Regions from separate parts of the Homo sapiens genome. Here region 1 is linked to region 2. Evidence: read pairs that join two places in POLR2A ChIA-PET (ENCODE). Cell type or tissue: Caco-2. All regions are shown on one strand. Links, peaks and the distances in the headings refer to the core of each region. The heading gives the core; the rest is flanking DNA.

Evidence for each region. Peaks named below come from ENCODE experiments on the same cell type or tissue, not always from the same donor. Only the 100,000 strongest peaks of a DNase experiment are listed, where the experiment ranks them.
Region 1: POLR2A ChIA-PET joins it to region 2 with 10 read pairs; 16 of 35 experiments call an interaction of 5 or more read pairs at or near these places.

What each region holds. Positions count from the first base shown.
Region 1 is chr17:42,054,307-42,063,096 of GRCh38, reverse strand. ZNF385C (zinc finger protein 385C) reads left to right here. Exons shown (of 9, transcript NM_001392013.1): 2 at 39-290. The coding sequence starts at 41. Among named protein-coding and RNA genes, the nearest start is that of C17orf113, 8.1 kb to the right of the region's middle. RefSeq lists an enhancer at 461-1,051. In Caco-2, for the core only: no CTCF peak of the experiment used is centred there; no DNase peak of the experiment used is centred there.
Region 2 is chr17:42,120,911-42,129,700 of GRCh38, reverse strand. HSPB9 (heat shock protein family B (small) member 9) reads right to left here and starts at 6,897. Exons shown (of 1, transcript NM_033194.3): 1 at 6,349-6,897. The coding sequence starts at 6,850. The coding sequence ends at 6,371. RAB5C (RAB5C, member RAS oncogene family) reads left to right here. Exons shown (of 6, transcript NM_004583.4): 3 at 901-1,052; 4 at 1,318-1,440; 5 at 2,853-2,946; 6 at 3,803-4,722. The coding sequence ends at 3,918. KAT2A (lysine acetyltransferase 2A) reads left to right here and starts at 8,334. Exons shown (of 18, transcript NM_021078.3): 1 at 8,334-8,735. The coding sequence starts at 8,397. RefSeq lists an enhancer at 6,045-6,582 and a silencer at 8,218-8,467. In Caco-2, for the core only: no CTCF peak of the experiment used is centred there; no DNase peak of the experiment used is centred there.

The DNA.
Region 1 (8,790 bases), core at 2,059-7,058, 67 kb after region 2:
CATTTGGCGTTCATTCATCTCCCTCTCTATCCACTCAGATATGAAGCGGCCACTGAGCCCACCCCCACCGGCTGAGAAGGAGACCCCCATATCTGGAGCTGCTGAGTGCCTCCCTCGGCCCCCAGAACCACCTAAGCCCAAGCGAGAAAGAAAGCGGCCATCGTACACGCTCTGTGATGTCTGCAACATCCAGCTGAACTCGGCGGCCCAGGCCCAGGTGCACTGTGGGGGGCGGGCCCACCAGAGGCGGCTTCGGCAGCTCAGCTTGGGGAAGAGCCCCTCAGGGCCAGGTCAGTGTAGAGGGGACGCTGCTCCCACAAATTTGGTTTGGGGAGTATCTCTGTCTGGGCCCCTCTGAGGGGCTCTGGGTCTGTGGCCTCCCTCCATGGGGGTCTTTGCGTCTGGGGTGCCCTCAATGGGGTCTTAGGGTCTGAAGCCTCCCCGATGCCAGCAAGTTTTATTCTGCATCTGGACAACCCTTCTGTAGGACCTCTCGGAATCTGTGGGTCCTTAGGCCGCCTCTTGGGTCTTTGTTTCTAGGGAACTCTCCCTGTGGGATCTTTTGGGATCAGGACTCCTAAGCAGCACTTCTCCAGCCTGGAGCCTCCTGGTAGCCACAGGCTTTCAGACAAGGGCCTCATCTGCGGGGTGGGGGTCCCAGGCTCCAGCTCAGGTCTGTGGTCTCTGAAGGCCAAGGTCAGCAAGGTACACAGCACTCCAACCCAGGGACAAGGGGGAGGCCCCTCTTCCTTTGGACTCCTGGCCAGGATTTCTGCTTCTCCCTAGCTGGGGTGACTTTGCAGAGGTTTGGCTATGAGCTTGGAAGGGGCAGCTGGCTGCAAGGCAGATTTCTGGGGGAAATGGGTGAATGCCTCCATGAGGGTGATTCTAGCTGACAGGTGCACAGGGGCCATAGGGAAAGTAAGAACCACCCAGGCTGCTGTTGGCAGAGCAAACAGATTCACATTCAGGCTCAGTGTGGGGAGGTGGGAAAGGCAGGAACTTACCCCTGGCTCCTGGGGGAGGCCAACAGAAACCTACCTTGCAGCCCAGGCTGGCAGTTTTGCCGGAGGCTACACTCTGACCTCAGACACCCTCTTGAGGGCTGTCTTCTCTTTTGGTGATATTCATGGGGCACCCACTGTGTCCCCCGCTCCACACACACAATCCTGTAGGCCAGAGACAAGTAAGATCCAATCTCTCTGCTTACCACCCTCCCCAAGATTGAGTGGGTCTTTTGGGTGGAGACACATGTGAAAAGGGATAAGGGTTGTGGTTGCCACATGGGACATACCCTCAGGGCACAAAGGCAAAGCTGCAGTCCCTGGGGGCAGCAGGAAAGTCTCCTGAAGGAAGAGGGGGCTGAGCCTCGGAACATGGATGAGGGGAGTAGGGGCATTACAGGCAGAGGTCACGGCATAAGCAAAGGCCAGGGTGCTCTGGTGACTGGGACCAGCTCCTCCCCACCCAATTATTTCAGGCTGGACACCAAAAGCATGACTCTGAGCAAGAGAGTATCTGACTGATGGGTGTTTCTGGAGCATATGTGTCTGTCTGGATTCGAAAGTCACTCATTGGCTGGGCATGGTGGCTCATGCCTGTAATCCTAGCACTTTGGGAGGCTGAGGCAGGTGGGTCACTTAAGGCCAGGAGTTTGAGACCAGCCTGGCCAACATGGCAAAACCCCATTTCTACTAAAAATGCAAAAATTAGCCAGGTATGGTGGCACACACCTGTAGTCCCAGCTACTCGGGAGGCTGAGGCAGACGAATCACTTGAACCCAGGAGGTGGAGGTTGCAGTGAGCCGAGATTGTGCCACTGCACTCCAGCCTGGGTGACAGAGTGAGACCCTGTCTCAAAAAAAAAAAAAAAAAAAAAAAAAAAAAAATTAACTCATTAATTCACCAAATATTTATTGACCACCTACTAGGTGTAAGCTGCTTTTGGGAGATTCATGTTTTTAAAAGACATCATATCTGCCTGTCAGGAAAAAGCTATCTAAATAAATACATATGCAGATGAGTTTGTTCCAAGATAATAACAGGCTTCCTAGAGGTGGATTCAGGGTGCCTCAAGAAGTCAGAGGAGGGGCCAGGCTCACGCCTGTAATCCCAACACTTTGGGACCCCAAAGCGGGCAGATTGCCTGAGCTCAGGAGTTCGAGACCAGCCTGGGCAACATGGCGAAACCTCATCTACTAAAAAAACAAAATATTAGCCTGGTGTGGTGGTGAGCACCTGTAGTCCCCGCTACTTGGGAGGCTGAGGCACGAGAATTGCTTGAGCCCAGGAGGTGGAGGCTGCAGTGAGCTGAGATCACACCATTGCACTCCAGCCGGGGCAACAGAGGGAGACCCTGTCTCAAAAAAAATAAAATAAAAATAGAAGTCAGAGGAGGGAGAGGCAAACTGACATGGGAAGTGACATTGATCGTGGATACTGGAGACAAAGAGAGGATCCCAGGCAGGGAAGCAGCCGGAGCAAAGGCATTGAGGCCTGCAAGCCCATGGCTCTTTGGGTGGGGAGGGGCACCATCTTAGGGGTCATCAGGAGACATGAGGCCTGGTACTCCAGTCCAGATTGTTAAATCAGACCTGTGAAGTCACTGGCCATCAGTGTGCTGGGTGTGTGCAGGGAGTGTGCAGGGTGTGGAGAGGACAGCGGGAGCCACCTGCAAGAGCCTTGCCACCAGGCTGGGCTTTGACCTTTGTTCTGAAGGTGATGGGCATTGCAGAAGCGGTTTGAGCAGGAGCAGTTAGTGTTTTTAGGTGTCTCTGGCTCGAGGGTACATAAGAAGGAAAGTGAGGTGAAATGGAGAAATAGATTCTGGAGCCTTTTCTTTAGCAGAACTGTCAAGACTTGGTGGCCAATGGGATGTGGGGTGTGTGGGGGGTGCCACGGACACCTCTAGCTTAGGCAGTGCCACAGAGGGCAGCTCAGTTATCAGAAAGGGGGTGCTGAGAGGGAGACAGAAATGGAGGGCTGACACTGAGTGGGGAAGGCCAGTCCTGTGGCTGAGGATGTTGTCTGGTCTTTGTTCCTCTTGTAACACAGCCTCTTCAGGTCTTACTTCCTGGGCAACGGTCCCTGTGGTAAAAGCTCCTCCCTTCCCAATCCCACCACACCAAGATGAAGGGAGCAGGTGTGGGGAGAGGAGAAAAGACCACAGCTCCAGGGCCAGGTGCGGAGGCTCACGCCTGTCATCCCAACACTTTGGGAGGCTGAGGCAGGAGGATAACTTGAGGTCAGGAGTTTGAGACTAGCCTGGCCAATATGGTGAAACCCCGTCTCTACCAAAAATACAAAAATTAGCCGGGCATGGTAGCACATGCCTGTAATCCCAGTTACTGGCGAGGCTGAGTCACAAGAATCGCTTGAACACAGGAGGCGGAGGTTGCAGTGAGCTGAGATCGCACCACTGCACTCCAGCCTGGGCGACAGAATGAGACTCTGTCTTAAACAAACAAACAAACAACAACAACAAAAAAGGTCACAGCTCCAGAAGAGAGTCCCAGCTAGAGACAGGCTGCCCAGATGGCTGCGGACTCCCCCTCTACCTGGTTTTCCTCTTCCCACAGTCCCCATGCCCCTCAGTACTGGGTCAGAACGGGGGCGTGGGGGCACCATCTTAGGGGTCATCAGGAGACGTGAGGCCTGATACTCCAGTCCAGATTGTTAAATTGGACCTGTGAAGTCACTGGCCATCCGTTGTGTGTCATCTGTCACCTCTCCCTCCAGCCCTGTGCTGGGCTCAGGCAGGATGCTGGGCAGTACCACTGAGCAGTGCCTGGTACCTGCCTCTGGGCACTCACAGTCTAGAGGAGGAGGCAGACATGGAACCAGACCTTTTCAGCCACCCAGCCTAGGAGGAGTGACCAGCACTGTGGGAGTGGGGCAGGGGAGGGGAGTGATAGCTGTGCCTAAGGCAGTGGGGACGGGTCCTTAGATTTCCAGGAGCCCTGGAATTCTGGGGCTCCAGCTAGAGAAGCTGCCTTCTCCATTGGCCTGGTGAACTCTGGGCCTGCCCTGGGCCATGACCCTCCCAACACCCACTCCCCTCCCCTGGCTTTCTCCTGTCTCCTCAGTTATCTGAGAGCTGGGGGTGGAGGGCGGCCCCCAGCAAGAAGATGCCAGCAACTTGGTCAGGCGCGGTGGCTCATGCCTGTCATCCCAACACTTTGGGAGGCCGAGGCGGGTGGATCACTTGAGGTCAAGAATTCGAGACCAGCCTGGCCAACATGGTGAAACCCCATCTCTACTAAAAACACAAAAATTAGCCAGGTGTGGTTGTGGGGTACCTGTAGTCCCAGCTACTCGGGAGGCTGAAGCAAGAGAATCACTTGAACCCGGGAGGCAGACGTTGCAGTGAGCTGAGATCACGCCACTGCGCTCTAGCCTGGGCGATAGAGACTCCATCTCAAAAAATAAAAATAAAAAAAGATGCCAGCAACTGCCCCTGAGGTGGGGGGCAGGGCGAGGGGGAGCACGTTGGGCCCCTCAGCCGCCCTGGATGCCTCTTCCAGCTCTGCCCAGGTGGGGACTAGGCCAGTGTGCCCCTCTCCACAAAGCAGAGAGCCCTTAGGGTGGAGCTCCCTGGTGGAGGCTCCCTGGGGAAAATGCAGAGGGCCACAGCCATTCCAGGGAGGCTGAGGCTAAGTGTGGGCAGCCTTGAATGCGCTGCATTGGTCCTAGGCACTCAGTGTCCGGGGCGCCATGCCAGATTGAGACACGAGGTCTCGGGCCTCTGGCAGCCAGGAGGGGCACTTTTCCGTGGGAGCTGTCGCTTTGATTAGGGGCCTGCAGGGCTGGAGGCTTCCACAGTGACAGGTGGTTACAGGCAGTAAGGCAGGGACCCTCTCCTGCTCACATCCCCTGAGGCCATCTGTGGGAGGGAGACTGGGGGGTGGTTCTCCCCTCTCTGAGCCTCCTCACCAAGATCTCAGTCAGAGGCCTCCTTCCTCAGCAGTATCTGGCTCCTGGAATTCTTACTCCCAGCACTGAGTGAGCCCTGGAATACCTTGGAGGGGCACAGGAGGAGGAAGCAGCAGGAACCCACACTTCGTCTCCCTCCTCCAAGCACTGCCCCGACTTACCCTGCCCACCCCCCATCTGTCTCCTGCCCAGGAAGCCCTTTCATTCTTTTTTCTTTTTTTTGAGACAGAGTCTCACTCTGTTGCCCAGGCTGGAGTGCAGTGGTGTGATCCCAACTCATTGCAACCTCCACTTCCCAGGTTCAAGCGATTCTCCTGTCTCAGCCTCTCTAGTAGCTGGGATTACAGGCACCTGCCACCATGCCCGGCTAATATTGTATTTTTAGTAGAGACGGAGTTTCACCATATTGGCCAGGCTGGTCTCAAACTCCTGACCTCAGGTGATCCACCTGGTCGGCCTCCCAAAGTGCTGGGATTATAGGCGTGAGCCACTGCGCCTGGCCTCTTTCATTCTTCAGGAATGCATCTTGAGCCTTCTTTCACCCCCTTGCCTCTCCTCCCAATGGGGGTGTGGCACAGGGACCTTCCCCAGAAGAAGGCTGAACTCCATGACCCTATGGACCATCACACACACACACACACACACACACACGCGCGCGCGCGCGCGCACACCCCTAAATAACTTTAAGTGATTCTCTGACAACTGCAAAGAGACAGAGGTTTGCTGTCCCCTCGCACTAACCTCTGATACAGATGTTGAGCCAGCACAGGGCATCGGGGGACAGCTGGGCAAGGAGCAATGACCTACCCCCAGCCCCACACAGAGGATCTGCTTAGGAGCTGAACAAAGCACTTGCACCTGCAGCATGGCATTTCCTCCTCACCCAGCCATCCTAGGCACGGATGATGACATTCAGTCTCACTTTATAAACTGGGAGAGTGGGGCTCAGGGAGATTAGGTAACACCCAAGGCCACACAGTTGGGTTTGGGTCCTAGGTTTCTGACTCTGTTTTGTTTTGTTTTGTTTATTGAGACAACGTCTTGTTCTGTTGCCCAGGCTGGAGTACCTGGCACAATCATAGCTCACTGCATCTTTTACCTCCTGGGCTCAAGCAGTCCTCCTCCCTCGGCCTTCTAAGTAGCTGTGACTACAGGCATGTACCATCATGCCTGGCTAAATTTTTTTTTATTTTTAAAAAGTTTTGTAGAGATAGGGTGTATTAGTCCATTTTCATGCTGCTGATAAAGACATACCAGAGACTGGGCAGTTTACAAAAGAAAGAGGTTTAATGGATTCACAGTTCCACATGGCTGGGGAGGCCTCACAGTCATGACGGAAGGTGAAAGGCACGTCTCACATGGTGGCAGACAAAAGAATGACAGCCAAGTGAAAGGGGTTTCCCCTCATAAACCCATCAGATCTCGTGAGACTTTTTCAGTACCATGAGAACTGTATGGGGGAAACTGCCCCCATGATAGTCATCTCCCACTGGATCCCTCCCACAACATGAGGGAATTATGGGAGCTACAATTCAAGATGAGATTTGGATGGGGACACAGCCAAACCATATCACAAGGTCTTGCTATGTTGCCCAGGCTGGTCTCAAACTCTTGGCCCCAAGCAATCCTCCCACCTCAGCCTCCCAAAGTGCTGGAATTACAGGTGTGAGCCCTTGCACCCAGCCCCAGGTTTCTGGCTCTAAATTCTATCTCACACTCCTCTCTGATGCCCTGCTGAGGAGAACAGCATATATTAGGAGCAACTGAGCCATGTTTGAGAATGGGGAGGAGTATGGCCCAGAGAGGGCAGGCTGTCCCAACAGATGATTCCACAAATGCTCGGGACCCATGGCCACTCCTCTGCCCTGTCCCTTGGTGTGCTCAACTGAAAAATGGGGAGATGCCAGCCATCTGGCTAGGGATGGGGAGACTAGCTTCTTAAGGTCAACCAGTCCCTCCCTTGTCTCTTGGTAGAAAGAACCCAGTCATCCAATTCAGAGTGGGCCTGCCCCATGGCATCCATTGCAACATGACACAAGAGGGGAGAGGAGGGCATTTCTGAAATGACTTAAGCTCTGGCTTGCTGAAATGGCCTGAAGAACCTTAGTCAGGGAGTGCAAGGTAGACAGTACGGGGGACAGGTTAGCAGAGATCGAGTCAGACTATAGTGGATTTCAGGGCCAAGAAGGCTGCAGCTACACTACATGTCCCTGTGCCTTCCAGCGGGAGAGGGGTAGTGGTAAGAGTGGCAGGCCAAATCTAGGCTCCCCTACTCTGCATCCTCAGACCTCCCCTAGCTCCTGTTTGAATCGGTCCCTCCATCCCCTTTCCAAGTCTTTGACTGCAGAAGCCTCTGGCTGCATCCTGGGCCCCAGAGATCAAAGACCTTGAGCTCAAGTCACGCCTGAGTCACTGGCTTGATGAGCTTCTCACCCCCACTCCCTGCAGATGGATTAATTTCAGTCCCATCAGGAGGCCCCGGAAGCCCTCCAGCCTGTCTCCCATCCTTCGGTATCTCCCTGGGTTGCCGTTTTCTCCCCAGTCACGGCCTCCCACACACATACTGAGGCCTTTGGGTGCATGCTGCAAAGAAACTGTGCTCCCCCAAGGCCACTGAGAAGTTCTTCTTGCAGTCTGACCTGCCTCTGCCTCCTGCTGCTATTCTCCCTTGGTGGCAGGTGACAGAAGTGCCCCACGCTCTTCCCGAATGTCATCACATCCCCCTCCCCCAGGTGTGACCCTGACCATTGGCATCCCCCTCCCCCAGGACCACCAGGAAAAGCAAGGCTGTCTGGGTACAGAATTAGGGGGCTTAGCTCAGATCCCTGCCCTGGAAGAAGACAAAGATTCTGTCTGTGTCTCTGGGTGGGTTAATTAGCTCTGGGCTTGAGTTTCCTTCCTCTCCCCACACAAACAACTCCTCCCCCCAGAGCCCCTTCCTAACAAACCTGTTTTCAGGAGCTGCCGCTGCCAACCCCTCCCAGATCTTCTTTGTGAATGTTGGCTGCTCCAGAGATTACAGGTTATTGTCTGGTGGAGACAGGATGCTGAGGGGGTCGGGGGCTAGCATCGGGACCTGGGCTTGGATGTAGGACTGGATCCAGCTGTGGGCTGGCTGCCTCCTTCCCCCACTCCACCCCCTCCCAGCCACCAGGTGCTCAGGTCGGTAAAGAGCCAGCTTTTAGGAAGAGGAGGGAGAGGAAGGAGTGAATGGAGAGGAGAAGAATGGGGCTGGGGGATCTTGGGTGGGCATGGGAGGGGTGTCAGGAGTTGTAGTGGATCAGGCCGGGTGCTGTGGCTCACACCTGTAATCCTAACACTTTGGGAGGCCAAGGCAGGTGGATCATTTGAGGTCAGGAGTTCGAGATCACCCTAGCCAACATGGTGAAACCTCCTCTCTACTAAAAATACAAAAATTAGCTGGGCATGGTGGCAGGCACCTGTAATCCCAGCTACTCTGGAGGCTGAGGCAGGAGAATTGCTTGAACCCGGGAGGCAGAGGTTGCAGTGAGCCAAGATCTTGCCACTGCACTCCAGCTTGGGTGACAGGGCGAAACACTGCTTCAGAAAAAAAAAAAAAAAGAAGTTCTAGTGGATCAGATAAACTCCCTCCTCTCCTTCCTGGCATCGCCCAGATAGCAGATCCAAGGGTCCAGGTACTAGACTAACAGTGGCAAGACACCTGGATCCCTGCTCCCCAAACCCTGCATGGCCAGTGCTCTTTGATAAAGTGGCAACACCTCTCTGAGGCTCAGTTTCCTCTTCAGCAACAGCAGTTAAACATAAGGGGATGGTGAGGAGAGGATGAGTGAGGCTGGGCAGGAAAACGGGCTCCTGCAGCAGCAAGTCCTGAGGCAA
Region 2 (8,790 bases), core at 1,904-6,903:
ATGGGCCATGTCAGCAGTCTCCCTGCTGCCTCCTCAGCATTTGGGTCAGGAGCTGGAGAGGGGAAGTGAGGCAGTGCCCCATGTCCCTCAGTGAGCTGGGGGAGGGCAGACCAGGAAAGCAGCCTTCTACACATGGCTGTCCTGGGTTCTCTGCTGGGTCCAGGGGCAAAGGGGCCTTTTGCTGTCTGTCCCAGCTCTGGACTCCTCCTTTGAAGCATGTGTACAGGCACCCTGCATTCCCCTAAGGAGTCACCTCTTAGTGACTGAAGGTCAGGTCACAGGGTGGCCATACAGGAACAGGTCTGGGTCAGAGCTAGGGGCGGTGGCTAGCTGGAGTGCCTGGAGGTGGTAGGGGTGGTTGGGAAGCCGGCCACCCAGCCTCAGCCTGGTGGTGGAACAGTGTGTACTTCCCCAGCATAGCTAAGTGTGTGAGAATGTCCTTAGGAAACCCAAGGTCAGTGACACCCCTGGGCTGGAGCAAACTGAGGGGTGGAGCGGTCCCTAGCTGCTGGTCTGTTCTCTGAGTGGCGGAGGAGGAGGTCTGAGGGCGCTCACCCTTCTGTGCTTGGAGTAGGCTTCCCCTAGGCTTTCCCTCTCTTGCCCCTGCTGTGTTGCTCTTCAGAGAGTGGTCCTGAGATGGCTCAGTGCATGCAGGAGTCCCTTCTCCTGCCGTTGCCTGGGCTGGGTCTGCAAAGCCTGTGCAGACCCCGTCCCCCAGACACATACATAAAAATCCAAACTCCACCCCCCACTCAGGCCTGCTTTGGCTCCTGGCTTGAGGGTTCTCTGTGCCCATCTCAGTGGTGGGCTTCTGAGTGCCAGAGCCTAGAAGCAACAGTGGGATTGTGTGGGGTGGATTCCAACTCGCTCTTGCCCATGGACGCTCCTTCTCTCTTACAGCGGCCTTCCTCACACAGACTGTCTGCCTGGATGACACAACAGTCAAGTTTGAGATCTGGGACACAGCTGGACAGGAGCGGTATCACAGCCTGGCCCCCATGTACTATCGGGGGGCCCAGGCTGCCATCGTGGTCTATGACATCACCAACACAGTAAAGATTTCCCCTTGCTTCTTCCTTTGCCCTTCATCTTCTCAAAGTCCCAGGGATTGGGTTATCAGAGCCCTGATTTCAGGCCGCTTAACCCTCTGTTCCTGGGTGGGGGGTGGGCAGATTTCCTGTTTGGGGACATTGCATCAGAATCTTTAGGTGGCAATGTCTTAGATAATTTGGCTGTGCCAGCTTGAGAGTCTCTAATGGGTGGCCCTGGGCAGAATGCCTTCTCTGTCCCTTCGACATTCTGTCCCTGTCTCCTCAGGATACATTTGCACGGGCCAAGAACTGGGTGAAGGAGCTACAGAGGCAGGCCAGCCCCAACATCGTCATTGCACTCGCGGGTAACAAGGCAGACCTGGCCAGCAAGAGAGCCGTGGAATTCCAGGTGGGGAGATGACAGACTTGGGGGAAGGAGTGGAGTAAGCAGCTCCCCCCGGCCTCGCCTGGGATGCTCAGGGGCTTTGGGAAGGGCCATGCTAGGAGGCAACAGGGAAGCTTCCATCTGCTGTCCTCTCGTGCCTCAGGCATGGGCCTAACATGGCTCCTGTCTGTAATCCCAGTGCCTTGGGAGGCTGGAGTGGGAGGATCACTTGAGGCCAGGAGTTCGAGACCAGCCTAGGCGACACAGTAAGACTCTGTCTCTGCAAAAGATTTAAAAATTAGCTGGGCTTGGTGGCACGCACCTGTAGTCTCAGCTGCTCAGGAGGCTGAGGCACGAGGATTGTTTGAGCCCAGGAGTTTAAGATTGCAGTGATTGCAACACTGCACTCCAGCCTGAGCAAGAGTGAGGCCCCATCTCTTTAAAAAAAAAAAAAAAACAGCCAGGTGTGGTGGCACACACCTGTAATCCCAATACTCTGCAGGCTGAGGCGGGAGATCACTTGAGCTTAGGAGTTCGAGACCAGCATGGGCAATGTGGCGAAACCCCATGTCTAAAAAAATACAAAAGTTAGCTGGGCATGGTGGTGTGCTACTCAGGAGGCCGAGGTGGGGAGGATCATTAGAGGCCAGGAGATTGAGGCTGCAGTGAGCAGTGATCGTGCCACTGCACTCCAGCCTGGGCAACACAGTGAGATCCTGTCTCAAAAAAAAAAAAAAGAAAAGAATAAAAAAAGCATGGGCCTAAAAGGAATTGCCCGTCACCTGTCTCTCCCTGGTTCTCTTTCTTTGGTGGTAGGGGTATGTGTATATATGGATCACTAGCCTTCTACTTCTCTTTTCTTGTAAGTTGACTTTTTAATTAAACTTATTGAGAAAGAAATACTTAAGTCTCTGCTAACCCTAGAAACTCAACTTCTCTTCTTCTAATTTCCCCAGTTTCTTGTCCTTCCAGAAATATGCACGTGTTTTTTAATCCCTTTCTTTACATTGATGGCAGTGTGCTATACATACTGTATATGATAATTTTTTACCAATCCCTAATAATAGCAAAAGACTGAAAACAGTGCTGCAGTAGACATCCACATACTTTTGTGCTTTTGTGCAAACATGTAAGTGTATTTGTAGGTTAACTTTCTAGAAGTATTTCCTAGCCTAGTGATTTTGAAGAGCAAGAAGGCAGGGTGGACCTGGGGAAACCCGGGTAAGACATCTGCTAGTGATTGTGAGCTGAGAGGTGATATACATGAGCGGGGAAACCCAGATCAGGGCAGCCTTAGGCCTGAAAACTCCTGTGTGTGTCCAGCTGATCTCTATTATGATAAGGTGCTCGAATAAGGAAGGTTTGTATCCTGGGCCCTGGGCCCTGGCCCCTGCCAACATTTCCCTCTCACCTCCTCTCACCTCCATCCAAACCAGGAAGCACAAGCCTATGCAGACGACAACAGTTTGCTGTTCATGGAGACATCAGCAAAGACTGCAATGAACGTGAACGAAATCTTCATGGCAATAGGTCAGTTGCTTCTCCTCCCCTCCTCTCTCCACCACAGCAAGGGCATATCACCTGTCTGCTGGTCTAGAGTGGGCCTGCGGGGTCCCTTCACCACTCTTTTTTTTTTTTTTTTTTTTTTTTTTTGAGATGGAGTCTCGCTCTATCACCCAGGCTGGAGTTCAGTGGCACGATCTCGACTCACTGCAAGCTCCGCCCCCCAGGTTCACGCCATTCTCCTGCCTCAGCCTCTCGAGCAGCTGGGACTACTGGTGCCCACCACCACTCCCAGCTAATTTTTTGTATTTTTGGTAGAGACGGGGTTTCACGGTGTTAGCCAGGATGGTCTCGATCTCCTGACCTCGTGATCCACCCGCCTCGGCCTCCCAAAGTGCTGGGATTACGAGCGTAAGCCACTGCGCCCAGCCCCCTTCACCACTTTTAACCTTCTGATAAAATTGTTTTCATCATCACCTGACTCCCAGATGTAGATGTTGGTTGTTCACCCGAGAAGTTCCTGAAGCCTGGGCCAGAGTCTCAACATTTCACTCTCTGAGCCTGTAGCCTGCCACCCATTTCAGAGCCTGCCATCACTACCCCTACCCACTGCCTAGGAGTTTTTAGCTCATTTGGCTCTGGAATCTTCCTTCCTGGGTTGCAGATCCTGGCTCTACCACTCATTAGCTCTGTAGTCTTGGGCAAGTTATTTAACCTTACTTTGCCGCAGTTTCCTGAAAACAATCAGAATGCACCTGACACACAGAAGCCCTCAATATGTGAGTTACCACTGATTGGGTATAAAGGCCAGAATCTGCTCCAGTGGAACTGGGAGAGTTATTGGGGTACCCCCAACAAATGCACTTTTCCCCCTCCCAAACAGCTAAGAAGCTTCCCAAGAACGAGCCCCAGAATGCAACTGGTGCTCCAGGCCGAAACCGAGGTGTGGACCTCCAGGAGAACAACCCAGCCAGCCGGAGCCAGTGCTGCAGCAACTGAGCCCCCCTTGCCTGCCCGCTGCCCCCGCCTCCTCCGCCTGAATGACCCGACTGGAATCCACTCTAACCAATCGCACTTAACGACTCGGGCCACCACTGGGGGGGCAGGGGGAGGGGTCCACCATGATTTCTCCATATAATTTTGATCATAGGCCGGAGTGAGTCATTCCACCTGCACCTTTCTGTACAAATACTAATTCAATTTTAAGTCTTAAGTCACTTTTTTAATATATATGATCTTCTGCTCTTCCCACTTCCTCCCCTTTCTACTGCTCTCCCATTTTCCCTTGCTGGGAGTAGCCACATGCTCTTGCCCCCCAACCCTTGTATATGGGGACAGTGGGGTCAGTGCAGCTACCCTTTCTTTCCCTCCTGCGGAACAGCGGACCCAGCAAGAGCATCCACATCCTCACTTTGTTCGGAGTGGTCTTTGGTTTGGGCGGTGGGGCAGACCTTGGGAAGGGGCTTAGGAAGGGAGAGGCAGCTCTTCCTTCAGCTGGCTCTCATCAGGCTGCAGCCCCCTCCCCGCTCCCACCTCCCTGCTGGGAAACCACAGCATTATCACAGCATTATTGTGACAGCCACGAACCCATTGCCCACAACCCCTCCACCCTCGGTCACCCCAACCTCTGGCTCTGAGCCCTGTTCTGACCAAATCATGATGATGAGTATTTGGGGGTGGGTGGGTAAGGGGGGGAGTGGGAGGGGACGGAACCAACTTTTTCTGTATTTTGTATTGTATGTTTTCTTCAACATGTAACCAATCAGTATCTTGTCAATATAGTCAGCCGATCGATCGACCTCACAATTGTCTTCCTTGTCTTTCTCTGGCAGTTTATCAGACAGTGCCCTCTGTAGTTGAAGTTGATTTAAAATGAACCACTGAATCTTGTTAAACAAAATCTTCCCCTCTAATGTGAGGGGATGCTGGTGGTCATGGTAACCAAGAGAAAGAGGCTCTTACTGTTAGCAGCTCCGATGAGGTAGCTGACCTGGGCTGACCAAGTTTGAAGTTTCAGGGCCCGTGTTCACTTCTCCACCTCCCTTCCCCTCCCCCACCTACCAGATCATACTGGGGTGACATGCAGTGTGTATTTGATGATCATTAGTCTCTGAAACACCAGAAACAACCTCTTTGGGTTTTTTTTGGTTGGTCTTTACCAGTGAGAGGGTCTGGATCCTCTCTCTTCCTGAAGAGGAAGGAATCCCAACAGCCCCTGGAACGCTGGACTGGTCTTAAGGCCAAGACTGTAGCCACTGGCTTTCCTCACCACCTCTGTCCACGTCACCCCCCCACACCACATCCAAGTTGCCCCAGTCCAGCTCTCTACTGGTTCTGGAATCAGGTCTGGGCACTCAGCTCTCTGCTGCTACCTGTTGGAGCTGCTGCTCAGCTAGGGCCACACTCTCCTCCAATTTCTCCCAGGGCCACAGAGGCCTGATTCCCTTTTTTTTTTTTTTTCTTTTTTTGAGACGGAGTCTCTGTTACCCAGGCTGGAGTGCAGTGGTGCTATCTCAACTCACTGCAGCCTCCACCTCCTGGGTTCAAGCGATTCTTCTGCCTTAGCCTCCCAAGTAGCTGGAATTACGGGCACCCGCCACCACGCCCTGCTAATTTTTGTATTTTTAGTAGAGACAGGGTTTCACCATGTTGGCCAGGCTTGTCTCAAACTCCTGGCCTCAAGTGATCCACCCGCCTCAGCCTCCCAAAGTGCTGGGATTACAGGCGTGAGCTACCACAGTCGGCTTTTTTTTTTTTTTTTTTTTTTTTTTTTTGAAACGGAGTCTCACTCTATTGCCCAGGCTGGAGTGCAGTGGCACGATCTCGGCTCACTGCAAGCTCTGCCTCCCGGGTTCACGCCATTCTCCTGCCTCAGCCTCCCGAGTAGCTGGGACTACGGGCGCCCACCACCACGCCCGGCTAATTTTTTTGTATTTTTAGTAGAGACGGGGTTTTACCGTGTTAGCCAGGATGGTCTCGATCTCCTGACCTTGTGATTCGCCCGCCTCGGCCTCCCAAAGTGCTGGGATTACAGGCGTGAGCCACCGCGCCCAGCATTTTTTTTTTTTTTTTTTTTTTTTTTTTTTGAGACAGAGTCTCACTCTGTGGCCCAGGCTGGAGTGCAGTGGCAGGATCTTGGCTCACTGCAACCTCCCTCCACCTCCCAGGTTCAAACGATTCTCTTGCTCAGCCTCCCGAGCAGCTGGGATTACAAGCACACACCACCACGCCTAATTTTTGTGTTTTTAGTAGAGATGGGGTTTCACCATGTTGGCCAGGCTGGTCTCGAACTCCTGGCCTCAAGTGATCTGCCCGCAGAGGCCTGATTCTTGGTGGACCACCACCTTGAGGGTGCCTTTCCTGCCTCCTGTGCCTCCAGTCCCTCTACCTCTGACTTCCATCCCCAGAAAAGACAACGGACACCAAGGCTGCTGCACATCGCGTCGTTTGTTTACCGGGTCAGGTTGGAAGCCTTAGAGCCGAGGCTCCCGAGTCTCGGGGACGGTCCTGTTTGGGCTTCAGGGAGGGCCAGCGCCACACACTGGCCTCTGACCCACAGCTGCCCGGAGGGGGTCAGGCAGCAGGTCATGGCGGTAGGACTCAGGTTGGACGGGAGCATTTTCCGGTGCACCTTCTGTGACATGCGGTAACTGACCCTTTCCGGGTCCCTGACGTCCAGTTGCTGCTGTCCGGTCACCATCAGCCATTGGCCATCCACCTGCACCACCAGTTCCTCCGGGGCGAAGCCGTGGGCATCCAGCTTCATTTGGAAACCGTCTCTGGCATGGTCATTGTCCTCCTGAGCCGCTGGACTGTCCCTGAGCAGCCGCACCGGCATTGTGGCCACCCGGTTCCGTTCAGCAAGGCCCACGCTGGGACACCGGGATGCCACCCGGCTCTCGTTGGAGAAGGTGTTACCGACTCTCTGCATCCGAGTCAGCAACTAACTGCTGTCAAAGGGCGCGAGGCTCCCAGCGCAGAGCTAGGCGCACGGACGCCCGGAGAGGAGGGACCTCGCGCGGCCTACCCGAGCTCAGCTCCGCTCGCTCGGTTCCCTTCGCTTCTGCAAACGCAGGCGGAGTTCGGGATCAGCCACGCCCATCTTACCTCCAAGAGCCAGACTGTCAGCGCCCTGGCGCGCCCGCAGCTGCTCTCCTCCCAGACTCCGACCCTTTCTCCGCCCTTCCCCACCTTCGTTAATGGACCCGGGGAGGCCGCAGCTGTGAAGGAACTGGATCCACGACCAGGCCAGACCCGAGGGAGCCGCACCCTGGCGCAGCCAACAGCAGATTGATCCCCCAGCTGGAAGGGGGCTGTCTTGCCTTCTAAGGACCAGGCCTGGGGCAAGGATTGTTCCTAGACAGAGCCAGGGGAGGGCGGCCTTCCTGGGTCATCCACCCTACCTCTCCCTGACCACCCACAACCCCACGCGGACACGCGACACGAGGAGGTGGACTGGTCTCTCCGGCTGCATTAATTCTTCCCGGGGCGTCCTGTGCTGCAGGCTGTGGTCTGGGCTCTGGGGCCACAAAGATGAAGACGCAGTTGGGGCTTCAGGAGAGTGGCTCCCAGTGCACAGAGAAAGACCTAGCCCTCCTCCGCCTCACCCTCCACGTCAGTAGCCTTCTTGGTGACCATCATAACCACAGCTATGCCTCTGGTGCTGTTATTTGATAATTTTTTTTTTTTAAGAGACAGGGTATCATTATGTTGCCCAGGTTAATCTCGAACTCCTGGGCTCAAGCGATCCTCCCATCTCGGCCTCCCAAAGTGCTGAGATTACAGGCGTGAGCCACCTCGCCCAGCCTATAAACTTTATTTTTTATTTTTTTGTAGAGATTGGTGGGGGGGGTCTCCCAATGTTGCCCAGCCTGGTCTCGAACTCCTGCAGGGCTCAAGCTCTCCTCCCGCGTGAGCCAGCCACCCGGCCTGATAAACTCCTTTTTGTTGAGTGATACTATTAAATACATACATACTGAAAAGCGCAGAAAAAGGTGCAGGTGAATGTCAGGAGGAGAACACACCCAAGTCACCACCACACTACTGCAGAACTGTTGCTACATCTCATCTCTACCGCAGCTGCAATTCCGTGTCCGGAGCCGCGTGGGGCAGGGCCTGTGCGGGAGTTGGGGGAGGGGGTTAAGTGGGAGACAGGCGCGTGAAAGAGGCAGACCCCACGATTCTCCCCAAGACTCCTTGTCCCCAAGAGGACAGCCATCGTGACTCTCCCGGACTCCATTAAAAGAGATTACAAGTGAAGAGGGGTCAATGTGGGGCCTTCACTCAGGCCTCACTTGGCTGTCAGGGGCCAAGAGACAGGACAGAAAAGTCTGGAAGCTGGAGGCAGTGAGGGGAAGGCGCGGGAAGACTACAACTCCCGTCATGCGCCGCGCAGCAACGCCTGCGCACTGAGCGCTGGTTGCCCATGCGGCCCTAGGGCTGGGAGCGCGGCGCCGCTCTCCGCTGCGGGGGAGGCCATGGCGGAACCTTCCCAGGCCCCGACCCCGGCCCCGGCTGCGCAGCCCCGGCCCCTTCAGTCCCCAGCCCCTGCCCCAACTCCGACTCCTGCACCCAGCCCGGCTTCAGCCCCGATTCCGACTCCCACCCCGGCACCAGCCCCTGCCCCAGCTGCAGCCCCAGCCGGCAGCACAGGGACTGGGGGGCCCGGGGTAGGAAGTGGGGGGGCCGGGAGCGGGGGGGATCCGGCTCGACCTGGCCTGAGCCAGCAGCAGCGCGCCAGTCAGAGGAAGGCGCAAGTCCGGGGGCTGCCGCGCGCCAAGAAGCTTGAGAAGCTAGGGGTCTTCTCGGCTTGCAAGGTGGGGGCGGGGCCTGGGGTGAAGGGGCGGGGCTTGGGGCATCCCAGGGCTCTGG